2 separate regions of the Mus musculus genome follow, and region 1 is linked to region 2. Evidence: chromatin loops called from intact Hi-C (ENCODE). Cell type or tissue: left cerebral cortex. All regions are shown on one strand. Links, peaks and the distances in the headings refer to the core of each region. The heading gives the core; the rest is flanking DNA. Region 1 has its middle 180 kb from the start of Gm36448. Region 2 has its middle 400 kb from the start of Gm30214.

What was found. Hi-C counts contacts between places; a loop is a spot of excess contacts. Peaks named below come from ENCODE experiments on the same cell type or tissue, not always from the same donor. Only the 100,000 strongest peaks of a DNase experiment are listed, where the experiment ranks them.
Region 1: a loop joins it to region 2, with 10 times the contacts of the local background. A loop is called at or near these places in 10 of 42 quality-filtered maps.

Annotation. Positions count from the first base shown.
Region 1 is chr14:52,710,924-52,727,082 of GRCm38, reverse strand. It overlaps Tcra, the pseudogene Trav4d-2 and Trav6d-3. Among named protein-coding and RNA genes, the nearest start is that of Gm36448, 180 kb to the right of the region's middle. In left cerebral cortex, for the core only: no CTCF peak of the experiment used is centred there; a DNase peak (open chromatin) is centred at 6,330.
Region 2 is chr14:53,427,534-53,443,692 of GRCm38, reverse strand. It overlaps Tcra, Trav6-3 and Trav7-3. Among named protein-coding and RNA genes, the nearest start is that of Gm30214, 400 kb to the right of the region's middle. In left cerebral cortex, for the core only: no CTCF peak of the experiment used is centred there; no DNase peak of the experiment used is centred there.

The DNA.
Region 1 (16,159 bases), core at 2,800-10,799, 710 kb after region 2:
CTGCTCTGACCATTTGTTTGACTTTCATCAACTAGAGAAATGTTGGTACACAACACAGACTGCATGCAAGCAGGATGATTCAAAAGGGAAATTATCAAAAGTCAGGCTTTCTTTTGCTTCTCAGACTTTATGCTCAGCTGCCCCTGCAGTTTCTGCCACTGTGTCACTCATAGCACAGTAGTACACAGCCGAATCTATCTCTTGCACTGAGGTTTTCTGCAAGTGGAAGGAAGTGGTTCCTTTATCATATGTAGCTTCAAAACCTCTGCTGCTTCCCTTGTTGTTGGCAGTTGTGACTTGCAGAAGGAGCTGTGGACCTTCTCCAGAATATTGGACATACCAGAAAAGAGTCGGGTACCCTGTGGTTGAATAAGTGCAGTTTATAAATAAGAAGTCGTTTTCTGAAAGGGTCACTTGACCTTGCATCTGGATCACTGAGTCTCCATGGGTCCTCCCTGAAAGAAAAAAGATATCTATGTCATAGGTAATTAAATATTTTTCTGACATCATAGAAGAGTGCACTTTCTATTATTTAGTATTTCTGTTCCAAATGTTGCCCTGCCTTCTGGTCCTCCTTACAGAGTTCTTCTCACCCCCACCCCTTCCCCTCCCCTTTGCCTCTGAGAGGGTATCCTTCCAGGTATTCCCTGGAGGCAGCAAGTCTTTACCCAACCAACGCTTGGCTGTGAGAATCTGTCTTTCTCAGTCAGCAGTTCATAGAGGCTCTCAGAAGACAGATTGGGAAAAGATCTTCATTAACTCTACATCTGATAGAAGGATAATATCTAAATAATATCTAAAACGTATAAAGAACTCTAGAAGTTAAACTCCAAAAACCAAATAATCCAATTAAAAACTGGGGTAAGAGCTAAACAGAGGATTCTCAACAGAAAAGAAAAAAATCTCAGATGGCAAGAAGCACTTAATGAAATAGTCAACATCCTAAGCCATGCAAATCAAAATGATCCTCTGAGATTCTACCTTACACCAATAAAAATGGTTATGATCAAAAACTCAAGTGACAGCATATGCTGGCAAGGATGTGAAGAAAGGAAAACACTCTTCCATTGCTGGTGGGACTACAAACTTGTACAACCACTCTGGAAACCAATCTGATGGTTCCTCTGAAAAATGGAAATAGTTCTATTGAAGGCTATACTGCTCGTGGGCACATATCCAAACGATGTTCCATGATACCCCAAGGACTTGTGCTCTACTATGTTCATAGCAGCTTTAGTCATAAGAGTCAGAAACTGGAAGCAACTCAGATGTCCCTTAACAACAACAAAAAAAAGATACAGAAAATGTGGTACATTTACACAATAAGTGCTATTCAGCTATAAAAATCAAGGACATCATAAATTTTGCAGGCAAATGGATAGATCTAGAAAATATCATCCTGAGTGAAGTAACCCCAACCCAAAATGACATACCTGATGTTTACTCACTGATAGTGTATATTAGCCAAAAAGTGCAGAATACCCATGATACACCCCCAAAGACCGTAAGAAGTTAAACAAGAAGAAAGGCCCAACCATGGGGGCTTAAATCCCACTTAGAATGGGGAATAAAATAGTCATGAGAAGCAGAGGGAAGGAGGGTCCTCAATGGAAAAGAAGAAGGCTAGGGAAAAGGAGGCACAGTATAAGGGATAGAGGGAAACAGGAGAGAGGCCCAGGGGGCCAAGAGAATTGGAAAAATAGTGCACTTTTTAAGTCACTTCACTTACCAAGTATAAACAGCATCACAGTCACTAAAGCTGGGGAATTGTTCATCTTCAGTGTCACCAGAGTGATGGTCTCAACTTTTCACATGAAGAAATGATGAAATGGCATCAAATGATGAACCTATGAAGCTTAGAGTTCACACAGATAAGGATCTTGTGTTAGGAAACTCCACCCCCTGGTGGACAGAAACTAAACTAGGGTCTATTGTAACACCTTCCAGAGTCAAAAATGTGCTCTTGTCCTCAGATCATTTATAAGACACATACCAGATTTCAGGTGTCCCTCATCAATCTAAAGAACGTAAACAAGGGCCACTGCATAATCTAAAGACTCAAAATCTAAAGTAACAACACATGTTGGCAGGGATGTGGAGAAACATTCTGATTGGTATAAGGTGAAATCTCATGGTCCTTTTGTTTTACATTTCCCTGATGTCAAAGGATGTTGAACATTCTTTAAGTGCTTTTGGGCCATTCGAGATTCCTTTGTTGAGAATTCTTTGTTTGGTTTGGGGGGTCTAACTTCTAGAGACTTTATTTTATGTACATTACATCAATCTAAAGAACTTAAGCAATGGTTAAAACATAAGAATTGACTGTCATCATTCTTATGATTCTACCTGACATGAAAGAGTTGTAGCAGAGCAACTGATGGATATTCTGGTTTGGGATTTACCATATGATAAACTGAATGGCAAGATATAGGTTTTACCAATTTATTTTCACTGATCCAAACTAGTAGTAGGATACTATATGGCCTTGGACTGATGGCTTAGCACTTAAAAGCACTTGTTGCTCTCTCAGAGGACTGAGTTTTGGTTTGCAGAACCAAACTCAGTGGTTCAAAACAATCTGTTAACTACAGTTCCACAGGAACTGATCCCCTCTTGTGACCTCTCTGGGCAACAGGTACACACATGATACATAAACACAAATGAAGGCAAGCCATCCATGTACATAAAATAAGAGTGAATACTTTTTAAATTTTCTTTATTTGTTGTGTCCGGTCAGTGGTTCACATGTCTGGGTTCTGTTCTGAGAAAGCATCTTAGAATCTGAAAGAGAAGAGGGAGCTAGGTGGCACGAGAGAAAGATGAAACCAAGACAGTCATTCTGATCAAGGTTCAATTTTAATGTCAGCAAACACGCTTTATAAGAAAGAGGGGAGGCCCATTTCTAGCCAAGTAAAGTTCTTTTGAAGTAGACAGATTAACCTTTTAGTGGGAACTCATGAAGATAACAGTTCGGTGCTAACTCTGGAAAATCTTGGAAGAGAACCGGTTAGCCTCAGACAGGTAGTGGCACATCAAAGGAGCAGCACAGCAGGTGGCTCCGCTTAAGCAGTGGATGGACACAGCCAGCCTTGCTAGGCTGGAAGGAGGTAACATTTCCCCCCTTTAAATAATATTAAACAAAACTGGACTGAGGCAAAAAATTTATTTATGCTCTATAATTCTGCCTGAATTCTTAGGGTCTAATGAATGAAGAAACCTGTCTCAGTGAGAGTCCCTAACTTTTCTTATGGTAAACCCTTATTTGGATAAGACTGTCCTTTCTGTCCTAGTAACTTCTTTGCTGAATTCCTACTGAATTTCACGGTCATACTAGGACCTTGGAACTCTGGTGAAGACTTAACTATATCAGGATTTGATTTTAAAAAGCACTATAATAAGATAACACTAAAGGAGAGCACGTGGATCTTCCTCTGCATTCTTGGATGACAGGCGGGGAACAGGGAGGAGGGAATGACGACCAGCTCCATAGTACAAGGCCAATTGGCTTTTTAGGGTGGGAGGCAGTGAAGGGCTTGCCCTTCTAACGGTATGGTCTCCAACCTCTCTCTTCCCCTATTAATTAAGTTTAATAGGGCCACGCTAAACTTAGGTGATCAAATGATTTTCTCATCCGTAGATGAGTGGGCTTTAACCATGGCTTGGGGGGAAACTGACCCGATTTTTCCCGTGGGTGCTATCACGACCCACACTTGTGGCTCTTGGTATCTTTTGGGGAAGGGAGGCAGAGCCTTAGAAAGATATTTTTGGTTGTAACTGGAACTAGATACCAACCTCTATCCAAACCGGGTGTATCTCACAGGGAACCCAGAAATGGTCAAGCTGGACCTTCTCCTGCAGTAAATTTTTGCACCCAAGCAGTACCCGTACTGTATTCGTATGATCATGAATCATTATGCACAGTTTTGAGTACTGTGCAGCTCTTAAAGGAGAATTGTCAACCTCAGATTTAGCAAGGCCTCGACAAGAATTATGTCACTAGTAACACCACAATTTGTGGCTCTTAGGCTATATTAGGAGCTGGAGGTCATCCTCCTCATCTCTGTTATTCCCACAGCCTGAGGAACTAAGGGGACCTTGCAATAACAGCAAGGGTGGAAAACCAGGCACCAGCTAAGGGACTAAGCCCGTCTATCAGAATAAAAACCAATCTCTTTTAGTATATGAAATTTCTACCTTTTTAGCTCTCATAGCAAACCTAAATTTAAAGTCAGACCAAAAGCCACAATATGTCTTTAGAATGAAAAGAACAGCTGCCTCTAGCGTGCTCTAGGGGGTGGGGATGCATGCCCCTGCAATCCGGCTGAAGGTGTTGATTGACCTGCTTGAAAGACAAAAATCTTAGACAATGAAGAGTAACATCACAAAGCTTCTTTTGGGGAAGTCCAGGTACTTTATTCAGTAGCAAATTAGTAAGGCTCAAGCTCAGTCTCTGGACTGGTTTTAGAATTAGTAAAAAGGCCAGAGATTCTCTGGAAGTGGAGGATGTGCTCTGAATTAACTTTGCTAGGTAATTAAGAATTTTAGTTAACTACAATATGAATTTCTAATAGTGGACTAAATATTAGACCAGTCTAAGATTGAGTTAGAATGACTGGTCACAATGAAGAAACGAGAAAAATCATTATGACTCTATTAAATGACTAATCTTACTAAGTCAGAATATACAGTCTCTGATGTACTATTGCCATAAAGTTAAAAGGCTTGAAGCTAGTCTAAACTCGAAAAATGGTAAGCAAGGATGGATTTAAAACATGTACTCAATTTAGTTTCCTAGTTACTTTAATCAGGACACTGAGTCAACTTACCTGCCAGCTCATCATATGAATTAACCATCATGCTTTTGCAGCGTTCTGTGGAGAGAACCTGTTTTTCTCTTCCCTAATAAGGCAGCTGTTTAGGATCAATCTATAAGCCAATAAGTAGATCCTTTTAAGATACTATAAAGCATTTATTAAATTCTTTGACATTTAAGTTTCAAAATTTGAAAATAAAGTTATGATTTAAATAGTGTGCATGGGAATGCACTAAATAGTATGTATGGGGATAAAATTTCTCCCTTTTTTGTCTATTAAGAAGTTAAAGTTTTGAAGTTTCACAATATCTAATCTTTTGAATTAATAACTTGTTGACAAAACATTTTAAATACTTGGCTGTAAAGGGTCAGTGACTAATTGCACTTTCAATTATTTCTCTTAAGGAGCGGTTGTAACTAGAAAGCTTGAAAAGTTATTAAGAGTCACATATGGATAATTTATTTATTTATTAACTAGAAATAAGAACATTCATTTGTAGCAAATTATTAAGTAAAAGTCCTCAAGAATTAACACTATTATGTGGAAACAAGTAGTAACTGAGGACACTAAAAGGAAAGAATTATACATGCACAATTTTTAAGAATACTAAAATATTATCTTAAACCATAACTGTTATGAATATATAAAGAACGAGGTTATATATTTAATCTACCTTATATGTATGACCTATAGACTGTCTGAGATATAAATTTAGCCTGGCATTATTTTAAAATGTCCAGGCAGTTTAGAACAATTTAATAAATGCCTAAAAACTGCCTTCTTAAAAGGACAGCATTATTTTTATGAGTTGTATATGCATAAGCAATTGCAAATTTGAGAATTAATAGCATCTGAGGGACGAACAATCTTAAGCAATTTTGAGCTCTGAGATATAACATTGACTATTAATATACAAATTAAGGTTTGATTTTTCAGCAATTAAAAACACCATCTACAGCACACAACTAGATTATTTGTGCTGAAACAGGGGAAACTTAAGAGACTAAGCATGTGATCTAATTTACATTTACTTACGTCTCATATTGGGGTTGTTATTAAACACAATAATTGGGATGTATGCATTCATGAATTTATAGAAGATATGAAAGCATGTATAAAAACAATTTTTAACTTATATTTGGGATATTGATTGTTAATCTATTTAAAAAGATGGTATGTAATAGGTCAATTATTAATATTTCGTAATAACCAAATTAATTGCTGTTTGGAACAAGGAACAGACACTTATGTTTTTAAGACACAATTTTTGTTATAGGTTTTCTAAAATACACGAATATACTTTATAATTTTTTATTAGTATCATAGTGATTATAATAGGATGATGAAACTGTGTTTTGAGTTGAGTGCTACCTCAGCCCCGCCCATCTGCCTTGTTGTGGCTTTGTGGTCTAGGGCCTGACACCCACAGGGTACTTGGGGCGGTGTTTGCCCTAAGTCCTCTTTAGCCCTGGCCACCTGACACCCTGGCATGTGGAGTCACTCTGAAAAGAACTCTGGATTTTAACTCGCTGTTGAGCCCTGTAATTTTGAAGTGGAGAAGGCGGTGCGCGTCTGACGTGCCACTATGTCAAGCTGCAGCTCCGGTCCTGGCACTGGGGCAGAGCTGGCCCTGTTGCCACAGCCACTTTTGTCACCACCACCACCACCTTGGCCTTTTTCTCAGGCTAGAAAACTCAAACAAGGGTGGCAGAGCACCCTGGGCCTTAGCGGGGGTGGGGGTGGGGGGTAGGAATATGACTACTCTGAAAATATGGCTACTCTGGTCGGGACACGTGGAGGCTTGGGACAAATGTGAATGTGGCCCTCTCTTGAGTTTGCTGTAAGGCTGCCCGCCTATGGTGGTCTCTCACAGTACTATAGCTCTGGGAAACTGTGTCTCAAGGCCCTGCCCCGCAGCAGCCAGCAGCTAGTTGGGCCCAAGTGGGCCAAAGATCTGGGAGGATGAGAAAAATGACTTTACAATAATGTTTTTTCTGGCCAAAGAATTGTTTTGGGCACAGCTAATATTTAATTACCAATGAATATAATTAATAATAATTATAAAAGCTTTCTTATTTTTTGCAAAACCTTTTGTAGTAAACTAAAACCCTAAGTAATAAAAAGATATTGTCTCTGAATCTTTTGGGTGAGAGCAAGGATTTAAGGTAAATTTTTCTTGAGAAGCATTAGTTAATAAAACATTTTTCACTTAGGAAACAATATACACTGAAAGATTCAAACTCTTAGCTTCTTGTATAGAAGCAGAGACAATAAAAATTTTTCTTACATAATGTAAAGCTATATTAGCCACACCTAGAGACAAAATTTTCCAGTGATTACCAGTTCACTAGAAGCAAACCCTTTATCATTCAAGGGGAAAAAAAAAAACAAACCTTTAGACCTATAATAACCTTACATGAAGTAGGCAAGCCAGATTGTAATGCCTTTATAAGTTCTACAGTCTGATTGACCCTTTTATAAACTTTGAATTAGAACTTTATTTAGAACAACATCTGGATAGATCTGCAACATTCATTTAGCTAAAACAAAATTCCCCTGGAGGCAGGGAGAGGCAAGTTTCAAGAGCTTCCTTAGGCACCGTTTGCAAGACAAAAGAAAGTAACACAAGCCCTGTTGAGGCTGCTCTGAGCTTTGTATGGCTGTATGGCCACAGAGAGCTGTATTAGTGCTCTCATAAGATGATTACTCTTGTAATAATCTTAATTAACAATATATGGGTAAGAAGAAAATCTTAAATTTGCGATCAAACTGCAAGCTGCAGTCAATGGAACACTTGGAGTTTTAACCATAATTTTCAAGTTTCTTTTGCAACGTTAGGATAATATCTACAACCTTGGGAAAGCAAAACCCAAGTTTAAAACAATTTATCATCTTTAAAATCAATATTAGAAGCATTACTATCATGTTACAAAGTTTGGCTGCCAATTGATACCTATAAATACATGTAAGTTTTAATGCTTTAATAAAGAGACATTGCTTTAAATCTTATCTTTAATTTTACGTTTTAGGATAGGAATCACATTAATTATTATCTCAACTAGAAATATCTTTAGAGACCCAGCCTCTTGGCCTGCCTTATACCACGTGTTGGAAAGACATTAAACTTGAGTTATCAATTTTAAGACTAACCATCTGTAGCAATGTAACAATTATTAATCTTAACCATAACTTATTAGCTGATAGTGAAAACACATAGAGCACATTACCAATAAAAAAAAACCAAATGGAGCAGTTACATTTAGACCAATTAGAGAATATTAATTTTTCTAGCTACAATCATAGAATAAAAAGCACCTTATCATTTGCCAAACACATTAATCACGATTGTAGAGAACCCTCCAGGAGAAAACCATTTATCAGCTTTTTTACCCCAAAACTAAGAGGCTGTAGACTCTCTCTCTCTCTCTCTCTCTCTCTCTCTCTCTCTCTCTCTCTCTCTCTCTCTCTCTCTCTCTCTCATTCTCTCTCTCTTTTTTTTCTATAATGAACAGTTTTTCTAGCCGGGGGCCCTCCTGCCATGTGTCTGTTTTCTGGTTGAAGTACGTGGCAGCTCTCAGCTTTGCAGATAAAGTATTTTAGCTATCTTTATTATCTAACATAAAACATAGAACATTCATTTATACAGACTGGACACAAACATACATGAATTGAACACGTGAACAGATTGGTGTACCAGACATTAGACAAAACACAAAAGGGGCAGAGTACTTCTTCTGTAAAGCCCAGAGAGAACAAAGCAAGGCACTCCTGAAATTTCTCTCTGCTTTTTGGGACATTTTCCTCCCTCATGATGCAGTCCGCCTGATTATTAATTTCCTTTTAATAAACCCTTTCTTTTTCACACCTAAAAATGTAGCTTCTGGGAGCTACAGCTAACTGCCTGTTACGTTCCTAGCTCCTGATAAGCCTCACTGCTGAACCTAAGTGAATTAGCGCTCAGGTTAAACGCTGTTTCAACTTAGCCCATAACGACCTTCTCTGGTATGAATTTCCTTTAATTATTTTCTTCTTCTTTCATGGAGCTCCAAACCAGCAGTGCTTCTTCCAAATGTCCTCTGCCATTTCTCAGCCCCGTGTGGGCACCAGATATGTTGTGTCCAGTCAGCAGTTCACATGTCTGGGTTCTGTTCTGAGAAAGCATCTTAGAATCTGAAAGAGAAGAGGGAGCTAGGTGGCACGAGAGAAAGATGAAACCAAGATAGTCATTCTGATCAAGGTTCAATTTTAATGTCAGCAAACAAGCTTTATAAAGAAGAGGGGAGGCCCATTTCTAGCCAAGTAAAGTTCTTTTGAAGTAGACAGATCAACCTTTTAGTGGGAACTCTCGAAAATAACAGTTCGGTGCTAACTCTGGAAAATCTTGGAAGAGAACCGGTTAGCCTCACGCAGGTTGGGCCTCCGGCAGGTAGTGGCACATCAAAGGAGCAACACAGCAGGTGGCTCCACTTAAGTGGCAGATGGTCACAGCCAGCCTTGCTAGGCTGGAAGGAGGTAACATTTATTATTTTTATTAATCGTTGTATTCATTTACATTTCAAATGATAGCTCCCTTCCTAGTTACCTCTCCACAGCCCCCCATCCCAAACCCTTCCTTCCCCCTCCCCTTTGCCACCCACTTACCCACTCCCACCTCACCAGTCTAGCATCTCCCTAGGCTGGGGCATCAAATCTCCACAGGACCAAGGGCCTCCCCTCCTACTGATGTCACATAAGGTCACCCTCTGCAACATATATATCTGGAGCCATGCATCCCTCCATGTATACTCTTTGGTTCGTGGTTTAGTCTCTGGGAGCTCTGATAAAGATATTATAAAATTAAAGAATTATAAATTGGCTCTGAGAATGTGTAATCATTACAATCTGCTCTGTTTACCATCTAGAAATTTAAAATATGGGTTTGTGCTGCCCATTTAGTTAGGAGTTCGTTGGTGTCTTGAAACAATGTCTGCAGATTAACTGCACCGGACAGTCACAGCAGAGGAGTTATGGCTGGCATGCTGGGCTCATTGGTTATACCACACTCTGCATCAAATGTAGACTGACATATTCTTAGCTCTTTTCTTCAAATGTCTGTGAATAGTGGTGCCTGTTTTTAGGGAACACAAAGCTGACTATTATTTGAGATTGGTGAGGCATCTGTGGCTCTTCCTTGAGGACTTGTAGAGAGCACCCAAGCAGCCAGCTCACCTCTTCAGAAAAGCTTGTTCCTCAAGTGTTAAAGCTTTCCACTCATAAGTCTGTCTTTCATGGCTACCATGTTTCTGTGGGAGAGCCTTCTGTCATTCAATTTGGTCTTGGTAATTTTTCCTCATTGACAGAATTTGTCTTCTCACAAAGCTGTTCTTTCTCACCTTTGCCCACATCTTTTTCCTAGTTCTTGATATTTTATGTGTACATAAAATGTTTATATTTTATGAACATTTATAATAACTGTCACAAATATTTGACTGTGTGTGTGCTATAGCTGTGTCAGAGGCATCCTTCTGTGTGTTTATTCCTGTATACACGTGTTACTTTCATGAATAATTAAGTTATTTATTTGCTTTACATCACTACCTCCCCTTCCTCTACTCCTCCAAATTCTCCTCTCATCTTCCCTCTCCTGGATCTATCCCTCCACCCTTTCTTCTCAGCAATGGGAGGCTGCCCATGGAAGTCAAGCAACCTTGGCATATCAAGTTACAGTAAGACTATAAGTTACATCTTATCCTATTGAGGCTAGACAAGGCAGCCCAGTTAGAGGAAAGGGAATCCATGGGTAGTCAAGAGAGTCAGAAAAAGCCCCTGCTCCTAATGTTAGAAGTACCCTCCCATGAAGACCAAGATACATAACTGTTACATATGTGCAGAGGCCCTAGGTCAGTCCCATGCATGCCCTCTGGCTGCCTATTCAGTCTTTGTGAGCGCTTATGGACCCCGGTTAGTTGATTCTGTAGATTTCTTTATGGTGTCCTTAACCCTCTGACTACTTCAATCCTTCCTCTCTCTCTCTCTTTCACAGGATTCCCCAAGATCCACCTAATATTTGGCTGTGGGACTCTGCATCAATTTCCATCAGTTCCTAGGTAATTCTCTCTGATGACAGTTATGCTAGGATCCAGTCTGAAAGTATAGCAGAATATTACTAATAGTGTCTGGGTTGACTCCCTTTCATGGCAAGAGCCTCAAGCTAAGCCAGTCTCTCAATTTATGCCCCATCTTTACCCCTGTATATCTTGTAGGCAGGACAAATTGTGCATCAAGAATTTTGAGGCTGGATTGGTGTCCCAGTCTCTCCATTGGAAGTCTTGACTGGTTACAGGAGATAGTCATTTCAGGTTCCATATCACCGATTACTAAGAGTCTTAGCTAGGTCACCCTCATATATTTCTGGGAGTTTTCATTGTTCTATATTTCTGGATCACTCCACAATATTTCCAGTTGTCTCTGCCAGTACTCTCTCTCTCTCCATCCTCCTCCCAAATTGATCCTGCCTACTCCCATCCACACCAACTCCAACACCTAGTCCTCTTCCTCCATTGACCACCCATGCACCCTGAAATATATGCTATTTCCCCTACTCAGAGTGATCCAAACATTCATTCCTCTTGGGCTTTCCTTGTTACTTATCTTCTTTGATCTGTGTATAGTATAGCATGGTTATCCTGTTCTTTATGGTTAATACCCACTTATAATTTATTACATACCATGTTGTCTTTCTGGGTCTGGGTTACTTTACTCAGGGTGATCTTTTATACTTCCATCCATTTCTCTGATAATTTCACATCATTATTTTTAATAGCTGAGTAATACTTCAATGTGAAAATGTACCACATCTTCTTTATCCATTCTTTGATGGAGGAACATCTAGGTTGTTCCAGTTTGGGGTTATTATATCTAAAGCTGTTATGAACATAGTTGAGTTGGACACCTTGTCGTATGGTGGAGGCTTTTTGGGGGTATATGTCCAGGAGTGGTGCAGCTGGATCTTGAGGAAGAACTATCCTCAATCTTATAGGAAACTGCCAAATGGATTTCCAAAGTAGTTGCACAAATTTGCATTCCCACCAGCAATAGAGGAGTATTTCCCCTGCTCCACATCCTCACCAGCATTAACTGTCATTTGTGGTTTTTATCTTGGTCATTGTGAATGGTATAAGATGGAATCTCCGAGTTAGTTTGATTTGCACTTCCCTGATGATTAAGGGCATTGAACATTTCTTTGTTTTTCAGACATTAGAGATTCCTTTGTTGAGAAGTCTCTAGTTTTTTAATTGAGTCATTTGGTTAGTTGATGTCTAGTTTCTTGAGTTCTCTAAATATTTTTAATATTAGCCCTGTTTCAGATATAGGGTTGGTGAAGATCATTCCCATTATATAAGCTGCTATTTTGTCCTTTTGATAGTATCCTTTTCCTTACAGAAGCTTTTATGTTTCATGAGGTTCCATTGATTAATTGTTGATCTTAGTGCCTGAGCAATTAGTTCAGGAAGTTGTTTCCTCTGCCAAAATTGGTTCAAGGCTATCCCCTACTTTCTCTTCTATCAAGTTTAGAGTATCTGGTTTGTGTTGAGGTCTTTGGTCTACTTGGACTTGAGTTTTGTGCATAGTAATAAATATGGATCTTTTTGCATTATTCTACATGCATATATCCAGTAAGACCAGCAACATTTGTTGAAAATGCTTTCTTTTTTCCATTGTTTTGGCTTCTTTGTCAAAAATCAAGTATCTACCAACCCACCCAGAAAACTTTTGACCCAAACTTTGTTTAGTCTACAAAAAATGCAGGGACAGAGATGGAGCAGAAAGTGAGGAAATGGCCAACCAATAAGTGGCCCAATTTGAAAACTATTCTATGGGTAATCACAAATCCCCAACATTATTAATGATACTCTGTTATGCTTGCAGACAGGATCAAGTTGTCCTCTGAGGGGCTTCACCCAGCAGCTGACTGAAACAGATGCAGGTACCCACATCCAAACATTGGACAGAGCTCAGGGACTCTATGGAAGAGTTAGGAGAAATTGAAGACCCTGAAGGGAATAGGAATTCTACAGGAAGACCAACAGAGTCAACTAACCTGGACCATTGAGGGCTCTATAAGACTGAGCCACTGACAAAAGAGTATACACAGGCTGGAGCTAGAAGATGCACATATGTAGAAGATGCACTCAGTCTTCATGTGGGCCCCCCAACAACTGGAGCTGGGGATGTTCCTAAAGCTCTTGCCTGTCTGTAGAATCTGTTGTCCAAGAGAGCTGCCTTGTCTGGCCTCAGTGGGAGAGGGTGTGTCTAATCATATAAAGATTGGATGCACACAGGATGAAGGGATATCCAGAGAGCTCCCTATCCTCTCAGAGAAAAAGAGGAGAGAGGTTGGGAAGGGACTCTAGGAGGGGAGACTGGGAGAGGAGCAGCAGTTGGGATGTAAAAATGAATGAATAGATAGATAGATAGATAGATAGATAGATAGATAGATAGATAGATAGGGGGAAAACCAGGTGTCCAAAAGTGTGAGGGTTTATTTTTTATTTTTCAGTTCCATTCCATTAATCATCATCCCCTTCTTCTGTATTATTCTCCATCCCCCTTCCCTACAATGAATTTCTTTTTCCCATTTACCTTATCAAGTCACACGTATCCAGTAATTCCCCTTTAACTTCCTCTAACTAACTAACTAACTAACTAACTAACTAACTAACTAACTATATATATATATATATATATATATATATATATATATATATATATATATATATGGTGGAGCCTAGTCCCAGTGCATACATCTTCGAAAATTCCCACACCTAAGGCTCAGGAAACAGTGCAAAGGAAGAGTAGAAAGATCATGTGAGCCAGTTAATCTGGAGAATGTGTTTCCTTGTAAACTCAGAAGCTATATCCATGAATTCTTACCAATATGAATACACAAACATGGACACTGATGAAATGACAAAAAAGTACACAATGCCTTAACCTTACACAAAGGACTATAGTATAGGTAAGTGAGTAATGTTTGAATCAGGAGAGGTGATACTCCACAAAGAATAGCACACTGATTGTCCAGTGCCAGATGTACATTCATGAAATACACATACATATAACAATATATGCACTGAAAAGTTTATATCTAGGAACATATACATATATACATATAAAATGTTATCCTTGAAGCAACTTCTTTCTCAAGTTGCCTAATTGGATGTGGTCTGGTGCTCTTCAGAAATGTAAAAATTTAAACTTAATTTTTGACAGTTTCTGAATTTGAGAAAGGACCAAGCTGACACAAGCTCTTACAGCTGTTATGCACTGTGGGGATATCGGCAGACCCATCTAGTGAATTAGTTGCAGACACATGCTTTATTAAATCTAGGTTTGATGATTGTAGAGGAACAAGTTTTTCTGAAATGAGTTAACTACTCTTACAAATGAGTTTTGTGTAAATCTTCTTTTGTTGTGAACATTAACTTACAGAGCAGTGATTTAATACTTCCTCAGACTTTATTTTGTAAGTTGTGGATATCTGATAAAGTAAAAGTGATTTTATGATTTGTGTCTTTGTAACTGTTTATGGTTGTGAAGAGATAGCATAACCAACCATGACCAACTTATTAAAGAATTTAATTTAACTTATTAAAGAATTTAAATTGGTACTCACCTAAAGTTTTAGAGGGATTGCCTGTAACCCCACCCCCACCCCAGCCTGAAGCAGGCTGATCCGGACCTTGACCTTCGAACAATTCCCACCACTATTATGGGTGGGAGAATTGCAGCAGGTGGCATGGTGCTAGAGAAGTATCTGAGAGCTTTTCCATCCCAGTCAGTAGGCATCAGACAGAGAAAGAAATGCCTGGTGAGGACTTTTTAAACCTCAAAGTCCACTTCCAGTGACATACCTCCTCCAACACTTCCTCCAACAAGTTCACACCTCCTAATGCTTCCCAGTTCATCAGCTGGGAATGAAGCATGCAAATATATGAGCCCATGGGGGCAACTTTCATTCAAACCATAATTTGTATGTAATTCAGAAGTCTTATCCATTCAGTTGATCGTGGTGTCTTCAATTACAAGAAAATGTAACTTATATGAACTCAAAGCAATTGAAATAGTTTGCACAAGACCTACACAAGCTCAAAATTCCCACAAAAGCTACACAAAATTCCAGCATGGGGGACTGGGCACAACACCCATTTATAGCTAAGGATATAGTGCCACCTCTTATCTACTATGAGTGCAAGAGTCTGTTTTCTTTACAGGTTTGGTCCAGTAGGTCAACCACATTCCAGTGAAGTGAAAGATTCTAATAGCTCTCTCCAAGATGCTCTATAGCAGCATATAGGCCCATCATACTCTCTCATCTTGTAATAATTCACTAACAACATGAATCACCACTCACTCTAAGGCTCTGCAACACTCCCAGAGACCATCTACATGTATGTGGCCTGCAAAGGATAGGTTTCAATCCTTCTGGAAATTCAAAGGATCTGCAGTTGACTGAAATGTTGTGAGGTCTCTTCTCTGTTGAACAACATGTCTCTTTAGAGCCTTTTGCAGAACAATAACTTAAGAACAGTTAACAATGTGCTAACAGTCCTGACAGTACTTTGAACTTTGTCATCTTTCTCAGTTGTTCCAATAGTCTTCGAGAGAATTTGTTCCTGAAAATGGGAATCTGTGATGAAAAGAGTACAGTAAAGTGAAACAGCAGCCCTGGACTGTCCAGTGTTAGCAGAGGTGACAGAGATGCAGCATAAACTTGGGACCCCACAGCTGTGCAAATGCTGCTGCAGACTCTTGCTGTGGTGGGGCCTCAGCTACACATCCACCTGCAGTTTGAGGCCAGGCTCTAGCCTTGCTGGGAGCACTGTGCCTCAGCAGCGCAGAAGTAAGTTCCTGAGTCCTCCAGCTGTGCATCCCTGATGTGCAGGGTGCTGTAGCGCTCCTAAGAATTGAATGTTGACTTTAACCTTCCATTCTCCTTTGTTCCTTGAGCCAGGTAAAAGAGAGTGATAAATCTGCCTCTGTGATTTTGTTGAAACCACTGGACACCTTTCATGGTGGTAGAAAAATTGCATCTCAGACCAGACTCAGCTCCTTCATAAAGACTCAGGGCTGGAGGATTCTGTTCCACCGGCATTCCTCTTACCCCTGATCAGAGAAAGAAAAGCAAACTATTTGAAGGATCATTGTTCAGGAGTTTCCACCCCTGTTGACATCCAAGGAGAAGTCAACTTTGTCTTCCTCTCCCTCACATTGGCCCCTCTGGAGCACCACTAACCCCATCTTGGAAGTCCACAACTTACAGCAAAGCGGCACCAACAGCAGCCCCAGCACAGTTCCCAGGGTCC
Region 2 (16,159 bases), core at 5,154-13,153:
GGGCTTTCCCAGAATGCTGTCTGTACCATGCAAAATACTGAGAAGCACTGTCGCTGAAAGTGCAGTTGAGAGAGGTCATGGCTCCCTCTGGGACAATGAGGGATTCTGGGCTCTGCTGCACCTTCTGCTGGCTGTTCACCCCTGTGCAGAAAGACAAAGGCCAGACAATCAAGACTGGATGCATATGGATGCTAACACTCTAGAATGATTTTTCCATGGGCTTCCCATTTCTTAACTAGAGATTAAGAAATCTGTGTGTCTACCATTCCCCTGGAGCTGACAGTAACTTTACATATCACACCTGGATCGCAAAGGAATTCCCAAACTTACAGTTTAACTGGAGCCACAGGACCACTAGGGAAACACTCAAGGATTTCATTCTCTCTTCCTTCCTCTTCACTGAGGACTGAGATCCTCAACTCTAAGTTGGCAGCTAGAAAAGAGACTCTTCATGACCTCAGCAGCACCAAGCCTTCCTCCAGCTCTTTCTCTACCCGACCCCCCCCCCGCGTGCCTCCTCTTCCTGCACCCCTTTTCTCCTCCTCCCCACCCACCACCACCCTATGCCCCACTTCTCTCCCTCTTGAGATCTTTGCTCAGGATCCCAAAGAAAACACTGCCATCTTGTGGACTCATGAAAATGACAAGGAAAGGTTTAAACTGCAAAGTGTTCTAACTTGGCTAGTAAAAAGTAAAGCCCTTGAGCGTTTAGTTGGAGTTTTGAAGAGACATTTGCTCCAAGTCAGGATGGAGAGAAAGCTGAGCTTGTGCTTTCACACTTAGCAGATACTGTCCTCTTTCTCTGTAAAAATAGGTTTCGGACACTAGCAGTCACCTGTACTAAAAAGTCACCTCTGAAAAGTCTGCAATGGAAATCTGCATGAGGTTTTATTTTTGTACTGCATAACTCTAACCCTTGTTACCACCGGCACCCCCATTCAAATCCATTTTCAAGTTTAGTTTTTGTTTCTAAGTATTTTTGTTCACTCTTTGTGAGTTTCACATGATGTACCCTGATTCCATTCATCTCCAGGGTGCTTTGTATATCCACCTTCCTCCCTTGCAACCTCCGCCCACCCACAAAGGCAAAATAAAAAGCAAAAATAATAAAGAAAACAAAACAAAATCTCATTGTGCATATACTGTGGGACACACTGTGACACATCTTCACGTTTTAAAGATGGTTTGGACAGGCTGTTTATTTAGGTCAGAGCTAGAAAGGTCTGGAACTCTTTATTCCATTTGGAGCCAGGACCAATCTTGTGTGTAAAAAGAACTTTACTTGAGTTGATACAGGAGATGGAGCTGAGTACAACACCTAAACTCTAAATAAAACAAATAAAACCTAGGGACTTGTTAATTTCTCTAACTTTTATTCTCTAATCTTAAGTCCTGCTGAGTGAAATTGATCTGTGAAAGTTCTAGATCTGGTTTCTCTCACTCTCCCACTTTCTGACTCCCTCCCCTCTCCATCTCTCCCCTCTTCCTTCTCTCTCTTCTTCCCTAACCCTTTCACTTTATCTTGCTCTTCATTTCTAACATAGTCATAAAACTGTATGTACCAGGGGAATATCTATGCCAGAGCTGAAGTAGGTACACATAGAAACAAGTCAACAAACAACTGTACTGCAGGAGTCTCTGAGACCTCCACATCTGGGAGAGTAAATATCTTTGGAGGCGAGCAGGCAGTTTGGATCAGCACAACTAAGTAGCAAGTGTTGGTTCATATTTTGGTAGTTTGATATTGAGTGGTTTTATTTAGGTATATATAAGTGCAGGATAATTTGATGAAATCATTTCTGGTGATAACTGACTCAATCCTGTGTACACAATGAAACATATTTTAATCTCCCTGAAAAATAAAATAAAATAAAATAAAATAAATAAAAGTTGGACAAGACAACATTGAAATTCTTGGTAAATTAAGTACATGGAGACACCCTCCATAAAGATGGTTCCAATAAAAACAAGCTTCGGATAATGATGGGGATGAGGGTGGGGATGAGAATGGGGAAGGGATGGCTGTGGTCCTGGCCACACAGACAATGCAAAGGTAGCCGAGTTATTAACCACATGTGCTCCTGACCCGTCCAGCAGGTCCAGTTATTCGAGGGTCTCGAGGGGACCTCCTTCTAATAACCAAATGGGGGGGGAGGGGTAGAGAGAGACGAGGGCCTTGTGCGAATAAGGACACGGAAACCCCGTTCTGGAATGCATCAAAGCCCCAATGTATTTCGAAAGGTCCAAGGCTTAAATGCGCAAGCAAAGGGGAAGTGCCTTTCAGCAGGAAGGATGGGGCAGTAGAATTGCACAAGGAAAAGGGGGAAAGTACTTCTCAGCAGGAGGGATGGGGCAAAAGAATTGCATGTTCTTTAGGCAGTTACATGGGGAAGCAGGAACTTGGTGGTATCAGGGTATCTTGAGGTCAGGACATCCGGTGCTGACTTAGGGCTGGAACAATCTGTGGTTGTTCTCGGGGCGGTGTGTCGATGGCCCGCTTTTGACCGTCTTTTCTTCTGGGGGGAGAGGCCCAATTCAGAGATCAGGACAATAGCGTTGCCTTAAAAGCTCCCAACATGCTCCTAAACTTCTGGACTAATAACAGATTATTCAATCACTCCTTTGAAGGAAAACTATGCATATTTCACATTCCAAGTCCCCCTAGTGATATCTGTGAGCACAAAGACAGCTGTGCCTCCTATACTGTCTTATGGTGGGCTTTGAGACCTTGCAGAAGCTAGAGACAAAAGATCCTTTCCTACTCAAGAGTTAAGCATCTGCACAACACAGTTTGATCATTTTCTTTACCATCAACAAGTGCAAAGAGAACAGGCTGAGAGGAAGATGCTCAGACTCAAACTGTTGTCTGCAACAGTACATTATCCATGACAATAATAACAACACCCATTTCTCAGTAAATATGAAACCTGCAGACAGAGATAATCATAGTGGCATATGCTTATATTCCCAGGAGGGATTCTAGTTTGGGAGGCTGAAGCAAGAAAATGTGGATTTAAGTTATGCCTGTGACATACAGAGATGCTTTTCTCAAAACACACACACACACACACACACACACACACACACACACACACACACACACACACACACAAAGGAGGGAGAAGAATGAAAACAACAAACAACCAGAACCATGGGCTTGGGAAATGTCCAAAAGAGGGATGAAACTAAACTTGAAGTCTTTCTAAGTCTTACAGTCTTTGTAAGATACACACCTCCCTGTAAGAGACTTGCAATAAAATGTATGCAGCTAGATTAACAGGTCTCCTGGAAGAGCAGGAAGATGGCACATTTGAGACACACAGCACTTTCCTGCACCACCATGAACCTGACACAAAGCATCAAATGTGTGGCTGCTAGGGGAGGGAAGTGATATTTAAAATTGTGGAAGTCACAAACTAAACAACAGAGCCACAAGAAACCTCAAAACACTAAACTTTAAACTTCTCAAAGAAACCAAGGATCCTAACATTGGGTGCTAAAAACATGAGAAGGCAGAGGAGAGTCCCTTTGGTTGGGCTTTAAGCAACAGAGAAAATAAAAGTCTGAATAAGATTCAGAGATGTACAGTCTGCAAAGATATAATTTAAGATAAAAGATCTGTGATCCTCAAAGCAAACAGAATCTGGAGAATAGGACCTCTCCACTACTAGCTCATTTATTGGGGCCTTGGTTGGGAATCTTCTTTAGAAATGTCTTACTGTTAATGTCCAACCTCAGGGCTCATCCCAGCCATTACATACCAACACAGACTGCCAAGTATGCCTGACCTTTCTAGCACCCCTCCCTGTAGCCTCCCCCAGCCTTGAAGCAGGCTGATTCAGGCCTTGCTGCCTCTGAGTATGAGACCACCTGAGGTGGAACCTTCTGACTTAGATGGCTCTATTGTTCTGTCACCTGTGCTTCTCTTCTCCAAGACACTGCTACCTGCTGAGAGGCCCTTGAGACTGCAAGCAATCCAGTAATTTACACCTACTTGCCAAACCAGTTCTGTCTGGCAGATTGCCTACAGGCTGGTGATGGGCATCCAGAATAGATCTGCAGGGAATGGACCTCCCCTCTTTGTAAGCATAGACTCTTAGTAAACTTTGGGGCCTTGAACAGAAACATGTCTTGGACTCCATTATTTCTCTTGCTGTTTCCTTCCATATGAAGGAAGATAAAATATTGTAACTTGTGAGTTGTTTAAGAGCCCACTGCCCCGGTCTGGGACTGAGAACAAAGCAGAACAAGCCCCCAGGCAGGCCAAGGCAGGGCTGTTGATAAGGCATTCCTAAGAACATCTTGGCCGTAAAGATGAAAAGGTATTCAAGGACAAATGGGGCTATATTATCTAAGTCAACACCATCTGGCCGGAATCTCCCCTCTGTCTATTGCCCCTTGGCGCCGGGTAAAAGTCATACATCAACTGGTTGCTATGTGAACAAAGATAAGCCCCCAGCCCACAGGAACAAAGTCCTGATGCACTGTGTTCTTTCTGTTAATGTTTGAATAAGCCAATAGTGTGTCGCTATGCTGAATTCCACACCCCTAAGCCCCTTACCCCATAAAAGCCCCTGGCTTTCAAGCCTCGTGGCCGACATCCGTTATCTCCTGTGTGGGATGTATGTTGGTCTGGAAATCCGTAATTAAACGTCCTCATGTAATTACAGCGAGTGGGTCCTCGTGTTTCTTTGGGTGCTCTCACACTCCCGAGACTAGAGTGGGGGTCCCCGAAAGGGGGCCTTACACATACAGCTCCGGCCTCCCACGCAGGAACCCAGTTAGTGTGGCCGCAGGTGGCTACACCTCCCAACCCCCAAAACTACCTCATGTCCAAAACCAAGGACCCAGTCTAGAATGCTGAGTCCTAATTGTCTCTTGACCAACCTCTGAGTTTCATACTTGTGGCAAATCCTATGTACCAGCTCAGCTACTGTATAATCACAAGACACACAAACAATTGACAAAGTCTACCATGCCCAGTTCTAATCACAAAGAAAACACAAACAATATGAAAGATGATGATAGTATGCTTCCCATCCCTCAAATCTAGAGTTATTTAGATCAACCCTTGGGGCTCTCAGAGTGGACCAAAGAACATAAAGGGGCTGAACCTAGACCTTGCTGCTCCTAGCTGTTCTAGCTGGGCTGCCTTATCTGGCCTCACTGGGAGAGTAAAGACATACTAGCCTCACAGAGACTTGATGTACCAGAGTGGGGGGAGAGGGTGGGTACTCAGGGGGCCTCACCCACTCAGAGGAGAAGGTGAGTGGGTGGGGTAAGGGTTGTGGTAGGGGATGACGGGGAGGGGAGAGTGAGCAGGATGTAAAGTGAAGTAAGAGAAATATTAAATTAAATTAAAACAAAAACAATCCTACCTATCCATGACCATGGAGAACTTTCCATATTCTTATATAGTCTTCAATTTCTTTCTTCAGAGACTTGAAGTACTTGTCATGCAGATCTTTCACTTTCTTAGTTAGAGTTACACCAAGATATTTTATATTATTTATGACTACTGTAAAAGGTGTTGTTTCTCTAACTTCCTTTTTGGTCAGTTTATCATTTGTATAAAGGAGGTTTGTATCCAGCCACATTGCTGAAGCTATTTATCACCTGTAGGAGTTCTCTGTTAGGATTTTGAGGTCACTTAAGTATATTTTCATATCATCCTCAAGTAGTGATATTTTGACTTCTCCCTTTCCAATTCATATCCCCTTGATCTCCTTTTGTTGTCTTATTGCTCTAACTAGAACTTCAGGTACTACATTGAATAGATTTGAAGAGAATGGCAGCCTTGTCACGTCCCTGATTTTAGTAGAATTGCTTTAAGTGTCTCTCCATTTAGCTTGATGTTGGCTATTGGCTTGGTGTATATTGCTTTGATTATATTTAGGTATGTGCCTTGAATCCCTGATCTCGCTAATACTTTTTTTTTAACATAAAGAGGTATTAGATTTTGTCAAAGGCTTTTTCAGCATTTAATGAGATGATCGTGTGATTTTTTCCAGTTTATTTATGTGTTGCATCTGTTGATGGATTTTCATACTGAACCATCACTGCATCCCTGAGAGGGAAGCCTATTTGATCATGATGGATTATGGTTTTGATGTGCTTTAGATTTGGTTTGTGAGTATTTTATTGAGTGTTTTTGTATCAATGTTCATAAGAGAATCCAGTCTGAAGTTCTCTTTCTTGAGTCTTTGTGTGGTTTAGGTATCAGAGTGACTGTGGCTTTATAGAATGAGTCAGGCAGTGTTCCTTCTGTTTCTATTCTGTGGAATAGTTTGAGGAGTATTGCTATTAGCTCTTCTTTGAAAGTCTGGTAGAAATCTACACTAAAATCATCTGTCCCTGTGCTTTTTTTTGAGGGGATGGGGTGGGAGACTTTTCATGACTGCTTCTATTTTCTTAGGAGTTAATGGGCTGTTTAAATAGTTTACCTGGTCTTGATTTAACTTTGTTAAGTGGTATCTATCTAGAAAAATCATACATTTCATTCAGATTTTCAAATCTTGTGGAGTACAAGCTTTTGAAATAAGACCTAAAGATTCCTCAAATTTCTTCAGTGTCTGTTGTTATGTCTCCCTTTTCATTTCTGATTTTCTTTATTTGGATACTGTCTGTCTGTCTTTTGGTTCATTTGGCTAAGGGTTTGTCTATATTGTTTACTTTCTCAAAGAACCAACTCTTGGTTTTGTTGATTCTTTGTATTGTTTTCCTTGTTTTCAATTGATTGCTTTTAGCCCTGGTTCTGATTATTCCCTGCCTTCTATTCCTCTTTAGAGTGCTTGCTTCTTTTTTTTTTTTCTAGAGTTTTCAGGTGTACTTTTAAATTGCTGGTATGAGAACTTTCTAAATGCTTTATGGAGGCACTTAGTGCTATGAACTTTCCTCTTAGCCCTGTTTTAATTGTGTCCCATAAATTTGAGTATGTTGTCTTCATTTTCATTGAATTCTAGATAGTCTTTAATTTCTTTATTTCTTCCCTGATCATTGAGTAGAGAGTTGTTCAGTTTTCCTGAGTGTGTAGGCTTTCTAGTGTTTCTGCTGTTATTGAAGTACAGCTTTAAACCATAGTGGTCTGATAAGATACAAGACGTTATTTTAATTTTCTTTTATCTGTTGAGGCTTGCTTTTTGACCAGTTATGTGGTCAGTTTTGAAGAAGAATTCATGAGGTGCTGCGAAGTGCCGAGAGCCTCCAGGACTGGAGAGGGTAGTGGCAGCAGGCACAAAGTAGGACTCTGGTGTGACTTTAAAGTCTAAGGGTCTCTGGACATTCTAGCTCTCTAACTGTACTGAAATGCTGATGATAACTTCTAAAAAAATCCTAAAATCTTTCTTGCTCTTTCTAAGGGTGAAAAGCTGCTGGCCTAGGGGATTGACACCTGCAGCCTAACAGTGGGGATTAAGTAATGTGGCCTCTGTTCTACCTCAGCAGCAACTGTGCAGCTCTAACTTTCAGCTAATAGGAGTCACAGGACAGAAAAAAGACACTTTGAAAAGTGATTATAGCATCAGTAATAGTGTCAGGCCTTGGAGCCTCACCTTGAGATGGATCCCAAGTTGGTTTCCCTCAGTCTCTTCTCGATTTTTGTCCCTGTAGTTCTTTTAGGCAGGAACAATTCTGAGTCAGAGTTTTTGACTGTGGGACAGCAACCCCATCCCTCCACTTGATGCTCTGTCTCTCTACTGGAGGTGGACTCTACAAATTCCCTCTCCTGAGTGTAGGGTATTTCATCTAAGGTCCCACCCTTGGAGTCTTGAGAGTCTCTCACTTCCCAGGTCTTCAGTACATTCTAGAGAGTTGCTCCACCTCTCACCACACCCCTGTCCCCCTCCCCTCTAGGTTACATATTCCCATTCATTCTTCTGGTCCTCAGGGCTTCTGATGTATAATTTAAGCTTTAGCAATGTTTCTTTTACAAAAAGTGGGTACCCTTGTATTTGGGGCATAGATGCTCGGATTGAAATACCATCTTGGTAGATTTTTCCTCTGATGATTAAGTATAAAGTCTATTATACTTCCCCTTCCCCATTTCTTTAGATAAATTTTGGTTGAAAGTCTATTTTATTATTTATTATAATGGCTATTCCAGCATGCTTCTTGGGTCCATGTGCTTTGAAAACTTTGTTCCAGCCCCTTACTCTGAGGTAGTATCTATCTTTATGCCTGAAATATGTTTCTTGTGTGCAGCAGAATGATGGATCCTGTTTTTATAACCATTCTGTAAGCCTGTGGGTTTTTTTTTTTGTTTGTTTGTTTTTTTAAACTGGGGGATTGAGTCCATTGATGTTGAGAGACTTTATTGTCCAGTGATTGTTATTTTCTTTTATTTTGATGTTGGTGGTTTGTGTGTGTGTGTGTGTGTGTGTGTGTGTGTGTGTGTGTATTTTCCTTGCTTTTGTTGCTATGGAATTACTTATTTCCTCTGTTTTCTTGGATGTAGTTATCCAAGAGAGAGTTTTCCTTCTAGTATTTTCTGTAGGGATGTATTTGTGGATCAATCTTGTTTAAATCTGGTTTTGTCATGGAATATCTTGTTTTCTCCTTCTATGGTGATACAAAGTTTGGCTGGTTAGAGTAGTCTAGGTTTGCATCTGCAGTGTAGGCCCTTCTCACTTTTAGAGTCTCTGTTGAGAAGTACGATGTAATTCTGATAGGTCTGCCTTTGTATGTTACCTGCCCTTTTTCCCTTGTTGCTTTTAATATTCTTTGTTCTGTAGATTTTGTGTTTTGATTATTATATGGGGGGAGGATTTTCTTTATTGGTCCAGTCTAGGTGGTGTAATATAAGCTTCTTGTATGCTTATAGGCATTTCTTTCTTTGGGTTGGGAAGATTTGCTTCTATGATTTTGTCCAAACTATTTTCTGGGCATTGGCGCTGGGACTCTTCACCTTCTTGTATTCCTATTAATCTTAAGAATCACAGATTTTTCATGGTTTCTCAGATTTTGTGTCAGGAATTTTTTAGATTCAATGTTTTCTTTGACTGGTGTATCAATTTCTTCTATTGTATCTCCTACACCTAAGATTCTCTCTTCCATCTCCTGTGTTCTGCTGGTGATGCTTGCATTTGTTGTTCCTGTTCTTTTCCCTAGGTTTTCATCTTCAGGATTCCCTCATTTTGTGTTTTCTTTATTGCTTGTATTTCTACTTTCAGGACTTGAAAATTGTTTTTATTTATTCCCTTCACCATTTTAATTACATTTTCCTGTATATCTTTAAGGGATTTATTTGCTTCCTCTCTAAAGGTCTCTATCATCTTTATAAGATTGGATTTAAGGTCATTTTCTTGTGCTCTGGTTGTGTTAGGATATCCGGGGTTGTCTGTAAAAGGTTATCTATGATCTGAAGGAATCATGTTGTCCTGGCTTTTTTATGGTGATCTTTCAAGGACTTTTACCCATCTGGGTGGCTTTGGTCCCTGGATGTTGCTGTTGTAGTAGGTATTGAGAGGGTATTTAGCCTCAATGGTCCTAGTATGGCAAGTCTCTGATAGGTATCCTTGGGTTGTATGGTTCTAGATCTGCAGGTCTGTATTATTTAGGAGCTGCAGATACAATGAGATAGGCAGAGAAGTGGTGGGAGAATGCAGGTCTTGTGGAATAGCAGGCTACTCAGGGCAACTCTGCTTGATCCAGAAGACTCAACAAGCAGGGGACAAGTACAGATTTTTTTTAAAGAAAGACTTAGTTGTTGGGAGCCATTAAGACAACTCTTGATCTCTGAATTGGGCCTCTCCCCACCCCGAGAAGAAAAGGGAGTCAAAAGCGGGCCACCGATGCACCGCTCAGAGAACAACTACAGATTGTTCCAGCCCTAAGTCAGCGCCCGATGTCCGCCAAGTTCCTGCTTCCCCGTGTAGTCACCAAAAGAAAAATTTCTGCCCCATCCCTCCTGCTGAGGTGCATTTCTGCTGCCCCATTCCTCCTGTTGAGAAGTACTTCCCCTTTTGCTTGTGCATTTAAACCTTGGGCCTGGCTAATACATTGGGGCCTTGATGCAACTCAGAACGTTTCCGTGTTGTTATTCGCACAAGGTTCTCGTCTCTCTCTACCCCCCAATTTGGTTCTTAGGAGAAGGTCCCCTTGAGACCCTCGAATAACTGGATCTGCTAGACGGGTCACTTAGTAATATTTTAGACTTCCTTGGTGTTTGTTGTTATATCCCCCTCTTCTTTTCTGATTTTATTTGGATATTCTCTCTGTGTCTTTTAGTTAGTGTGGCTAATAGTTTGTCTATCTTGTTGATTTACCCAAAGACCCAGCTCTTGGTTTTGTTGATTCTTTGTATTATTCTCTCTGTCTCTCTGTCTCCCCCAACCCAATCCCCCTCTCTCCTATTGACTTCAGCCTTAAGTTTGATCTACTTGTGAGTCTGTTTACTTCTTTCTCTTCTAGTGTTTTCAGGTGTGCCATTAATCTGTTAGTATGGTGTATCTCCAATTCTTTATAAAGGTACTTGGTGCTACGAACTTTCCTCTTACCACTGCTTTCATTGTGTCCCATGAATTTTGGTGTGTTGTTTATTCATTTTTACTGAAGTCTAGGTAGTTTATAATTTCTTTATTTCATCATGACCCAGTAATCATTCAGTATAGAGTTGTTCAATTTCCATGAGTTGTAGGCTTTCTAATGTTTTTGCTATTGCTGAAATCTAGCATTAATCTGTAGTAGTCTGGTAGGATACATGGGGTTACTTCAATTTTCTTGTGTCTGATAAGATTTACCTGTGACTAAGCATGTGGTCAGTTTTAGAGAAATTTCTGTGATGTACTGAGAAGAAGGTATACTCTTTGGTGTTTGAGTGAAATGTTCTGTAGATATCTGGTATCCATTTGATTCATGATGGCTGCAATGTCCAGCATTTCACTATTTAGTTTTTAATATTCTTTATGTTCTATGCGTATAGTGTTTTGACTATTCTGTAATAAAGGGACTTCTTTTTCTGGTCTAATGTATTTGGTAGTCTGGAACATTTTTGTACCATTATAGACATGTCCATCTTTAGATTTAGGTTGAAAGACCTCTATCATGTTCACAAAATCTATTTTGAAGTTCTTGTCTTATGCTTCAGCTACACTGCATTTCTCAGGACCTTCTATAGTAGGGTTTCTGGTCTTTAGTGGAGAGATATCATCGTGGCTATTATTGGTTGTTTTTACTCTGGAATCTAGGCATCTAGATTTGAGATCATTGTAATTCTAGGTGATGGTGTCTGGTCTTGTCTTTGTGGGATGTGTGTCCTGTTCCTTAGTTTCTGTTGCATTCCCTGCTTCTTGGAATAGTGTGGTAACTATAGGTTGACTGCTAAAGAATGCTTCTGAGATCCTGATAGGATAAACCAGGGTTATAGACAGAATGGGTTTCTTGATATTAGGTGCTGGCATGGAGATGGAGATATGCTAAAGGAAGCATGGAGTGACAGGATCCACAATTGGGAAGAAACCAGGCATGCCATCAGGATCTCCTCAGTCCTATGGAAATGGAGACAACAAGGGAGGCGAATCCACAGGAGGTAGTGTGCTCCGGGGCTGGGGATGAGATTGTGGGATTAGATTGGAATAATGCAAATCTGAAAATCACCTACATGCTCTAGCTTTGCTTTCTTCTTTCTTTTCTATGCATTTTTCTCTACTAGAAATCCCGAGTTATAAAAGGGCTGTAGCCCTCTGATAACTTCTCTTTCCGTAGTATTAGGTAGACATTATCTAGATGTCATGCCACCTTTTCTGGTATATTTGGCACAGTATGTCTTACTGGAGATGACATTAAACAGTATGTAGATAATGACTTGTATGTGGAATGGGGACAACTGACCACTTCATTGTTTTCACTGCTCTACTGTGAAATCACTGTGACCCTGTGTGAGAAACCACTGATGTCCTTCAGGGGTAACTCTAATTTTTTCAAATCCTATTTTTAATGATGGTTCTTAAATGCTTTATGTGTACGACCTGCCAGAGGTAGTGGAAAAGAAAGGATACAGGAAAAGTGGACCTGTTTAGAAATGGTCCTTTGGAGCAACTCCTATCTGTGTTGTCTGGAAATCAGCAATTCAGTTCACAGGTTAACAGTGGCAGCTCCATCCACTCACAAACACTTCACAGATATACCAGCAGTACAGTTCAGTAGAGTTGGGATAGCAAACACAAATCAGCATCAGTGGCAATACCTAGTAAAGACAGCCAGGACTTAGCCTAAGCATGAGTCAGCAGGAAGGACCAGCAGGAAAGCCAGGAGAAGTTCTAGGCTGTGCTTCTTTCAGAGAAGCAAAGCTTAGAGAAGACTCTAGACCCACAAGCATTGCACAGCTAGCTCTACCAGAAAGCCAAGCTCAGTCTCCATCTGTCCGTTGAGTTCTATTTATACTCCCTCCAAACATCACATGTCCTCCATGGGTCTTGCCTCACCATGTGTCTTGTGTAGCCCCCCTCGGCCATGTGAACTGGGTTCCCCTGAAAGGTGGGCTGGGGCTGAAAAAGATCAGACAATGAGAAAAGAATGAGGCCAAGACAAACCTTTCTGTTCAAAGCTTCTGAAGTTTACTGAGAATCCGTGCTTATAAAGAGGGAAGGCCTGTCCCCTGCAGCCCATTCTTGGTGCCTGGAGCCAGCCCATAGGCGATCTACAGGACGTGTCTCGGGAATATCTCAAGGACCTCTCAGCAGGAAGTAGAGTCTTGGAGAAGAGCAAATAGAGCCATCAAGGTCAGAAGGCTCTACCCTAGGTAATCTCCTTCTTAGTGGCAGCAAGGTCAAAGTCTGGATCAGCCTGCTTCAAGGCTGAGGGAGGCTACAGTCTTGCCTCAGCATGTGCATCTGTCTTGGCTGACCACTAAAGCTGCAGGTTTTTTGGTACATATCTCTCTATGGAGTCCCAAAGATCGGAGCTCAACAACATATGTAAGATGGACCAATACATGCATGTTGTTAGTGAAGAATCCTTCATCACATGCCCTTTCACATGCTTGTTTAGCAAAACAGCCTTTCATTTATGTCCACTTCAGGAAAATACTTCTTGTGTTTGTCCCAGAAAAACACCATCCAACACAATTGACTTTCCAATGAATCCTTAAATTTCCACTTCATGGGAGTTCTAATTTCCTGTACAAAAATACAGTTGTAGTATCATCTATTTTGTATTCTGCTCTGACCATTTGTTTGACTTTCATCAACTAGAGAAATGTTGGTACACAACACAGACTGCATGCAAACAGGATGATTCAAAAGGAAAATTATCAAAAGTCAGGCTTTCTTTTGCTTCTCAGACTTTATGCTCAGCTGCCCCTGCAGTTTCTGCCACTGTGTCTCTCATAGCACAGTAGTACACAGCCGAATCTATCTCTTGCACTGAGGTTTTCTGCAAGTGGAAGGAAGTGGTTCCTTTATCATATGTAGCTTCAAAACCTCTGCTGCTTCCCTTGTTGTTGGCAGTTGTGACTTGCAGAAGGAGCTGTGGACCTTCTCCAGAATATTGGACATACCAGAAAAGAGTCGGGTACCCTGTGGTTGAATAAGTGCAGTTTATAAATAAGAAGTCGTTTTCTGAAAGGGTCACTTGACCTTGCATCTGGATCACTGAGTCTCCATGGGTCCTCCCTGAAAGAAAAAGATATCTATGTCATAGGTAATTAAATATTTTTCTGACATCATAGAAGAGTGCACTTTCTATTATTTAGTATTTCTGTTCCAAATGTTGCCCTGCCTTCTGCTCCTCCTTACAGAGTTCTTCTCGCCCCCACCCCTTCCCCTCCCCTTTGCCTCTGAGAGGGTATCCTTCCAGGTATTCCCTGGAGGCAGCAAGTCTTTACCCAACCAATGCTTGGCTGTGAGAATCTGTCTTTCTCAGTCAGCAGTTCATAGAGGCTCTCAGAAGACAGATTGGGAAAAGATCTTCATTAACTCTACATCTGATAGAAGGATAATATCTAAATAATATCTAAAACGTATAAAGAACTCTAGAAGTTAAACTCCAAAAACCAAATAATCCAATTAAAAACTGGGGTAAGAGCTAAACAGAGGATTCTCAACAGAAAAAAAAAATCTCAGATGGCAAGAAGCACTTAATGAAATAGTCAACATCCTAAGCCATGCAAATCAAAATGATCCTCTGAGATTCTACCTTACACCAATAAAAATGGTTATGATCAAAAACTCAAGCGACAGCATATGATGGCAAGGATGTGAAGAAAGGAAAACACTCTTCCATTGCTGGTGGGACTACAAACTTGTACAACCACTCTGGAAACCAATCTGATGGTTCCTCTGAAAAAATGGAAATAGTTCTATTGAAGGCCCAGCTATACTGCTTGTGGGCACATATCCAAATGATGTTCCATGATACCCCAAGGACTTGTGCTCTACTATGTTCATAGCAGCTTTATTTATAAGAGTCAGAAACTGGAAGCAACTCAGATGTCCCTTAACAACAACAAAAAAAGGATACAGAAAATGTGGTACATTTACACAATGAAGTGCTATTCAGCTATAAAAATCAAGGACATCATAAATTTTGCAGGCAAATGGATAGATCTAGAAAATACCATCCTGAGTGAAGTAACCCCAACCCAAAATGACATACCTGATGTGTACTCACTGATATGTGTGTATTAGCCAAAAAGTGCAGAATACCCATGATATATCCCCAAAGACTGTAAGAAGTTAAACAAGAAGAAAGGCCCAACCGTGGGGGCTTAAATCCCACTTAGAATGGGGAATAAAATAGTCATGAGAAGCAGAGGGAAGGAGGGTTCTCAATGGGAAAGAAGAGGGCTAGGGAAAAGGAGGCACAGTATAAGGGATGGAGGGAAACAGGGGAGAGGCCCAGGGGGCCAAGAGAATTGGAAAAATAGTGCACTTTTTAAGTCACTTCACTTACCAAGTATAAACAGCATCACAGTCACTAAAGCTGGGGAATTGTTCATCTTCAGTGTCACCAGAGTGATGCTCTCAACTCTTCACATGAAGAAATGATGAAATGGCATCAAATGATGAACCTATGAAGCTTAGAGTTCACACAGATAAGGATCTTGTGTTAGGAAACTCCACCCCCTGGTGGACAGAAACTAAACTAGGGTCTATTGTAACACCTTCCAGAGTAAAAAATGTGCTCTTGTCCTCAGATCATTTATAAGACACATACCAGATTTCAGGTGTCCCTCATCAATCTAAAGAACGTAAACAAGGGCCACTGCATAATCTAAAGACTCAAAATCTAAAGTAACAACACATGTTGGCAGGGATGTGGAGAAACATTCTGATTGGTATAAGGTGAAATCTCATGGTACTTTTGTTTTACATTTCCCTGATGTCAAAGGATGTTGAACATTCTTTAAGTGCTTTTGGGCCATTTGAGATTCCTTTGTTGAGAATTCTTTGTTTGGTTTGGGGGGTCTAACTTCTAGAGACTTTATTTTATGTACATTACATCAATCTAAAGAACTTAAGCAATGGTTAAAACATAAGAATTGACTGTCATCATTCTTAGGATTCTACCTGACATGAAAGTGCTGTAGCAGAGCAACTGATGGATATTCTGGTTTGGGATTTTAACTCGCTGTTGAGCCCTGTAATTTTGAAGTGGAGAAGGCGGTGCATGTCTGACCTGCCACTATGTCAAGCGGCAGCTCCGGTCCTGGCACTGGGGCAGAGCTGGCCCTGTTGCCACAGCTGCTTTTGTCACCACCGCCGCCACCTCGGCCTTTTTCTCAGGCTAGAAAACTCAAACAAGGGTGACGGAGCACCCTGAGCCTTAGCAGGGGGGAAAAATATGACTACTCTGAAAATATGGCTACTCTGGTCGGGACACGTGGAGGCTTGGGGCAAATGTGAATGCGGCCCTCTCTTGAGTTCGCTGTAAGGCTCCCCGCCTATGGTGGCCTCTCACAGTACTATAGCTCTGGGAAACTGTGTCTCAAGGCCCTGCCCCACAGCAGCCAGCAGCTAGTTGGGCCCACGTGGGCCAACAATCTGGGAGGATGAGAAAAATGACTTTACAATAATGTTTTTTTCTGGCCAAAGAATTGTTTTGGGCACAGCTAATATTTAATTACCAATGAATATAATTAATAATAATTATAAAAGCTTTCTTATTTTTTGCAAAACCTTTTGTAGTAAACTAAAACCCTAAGTAATAAAAAGATATTGTCTCT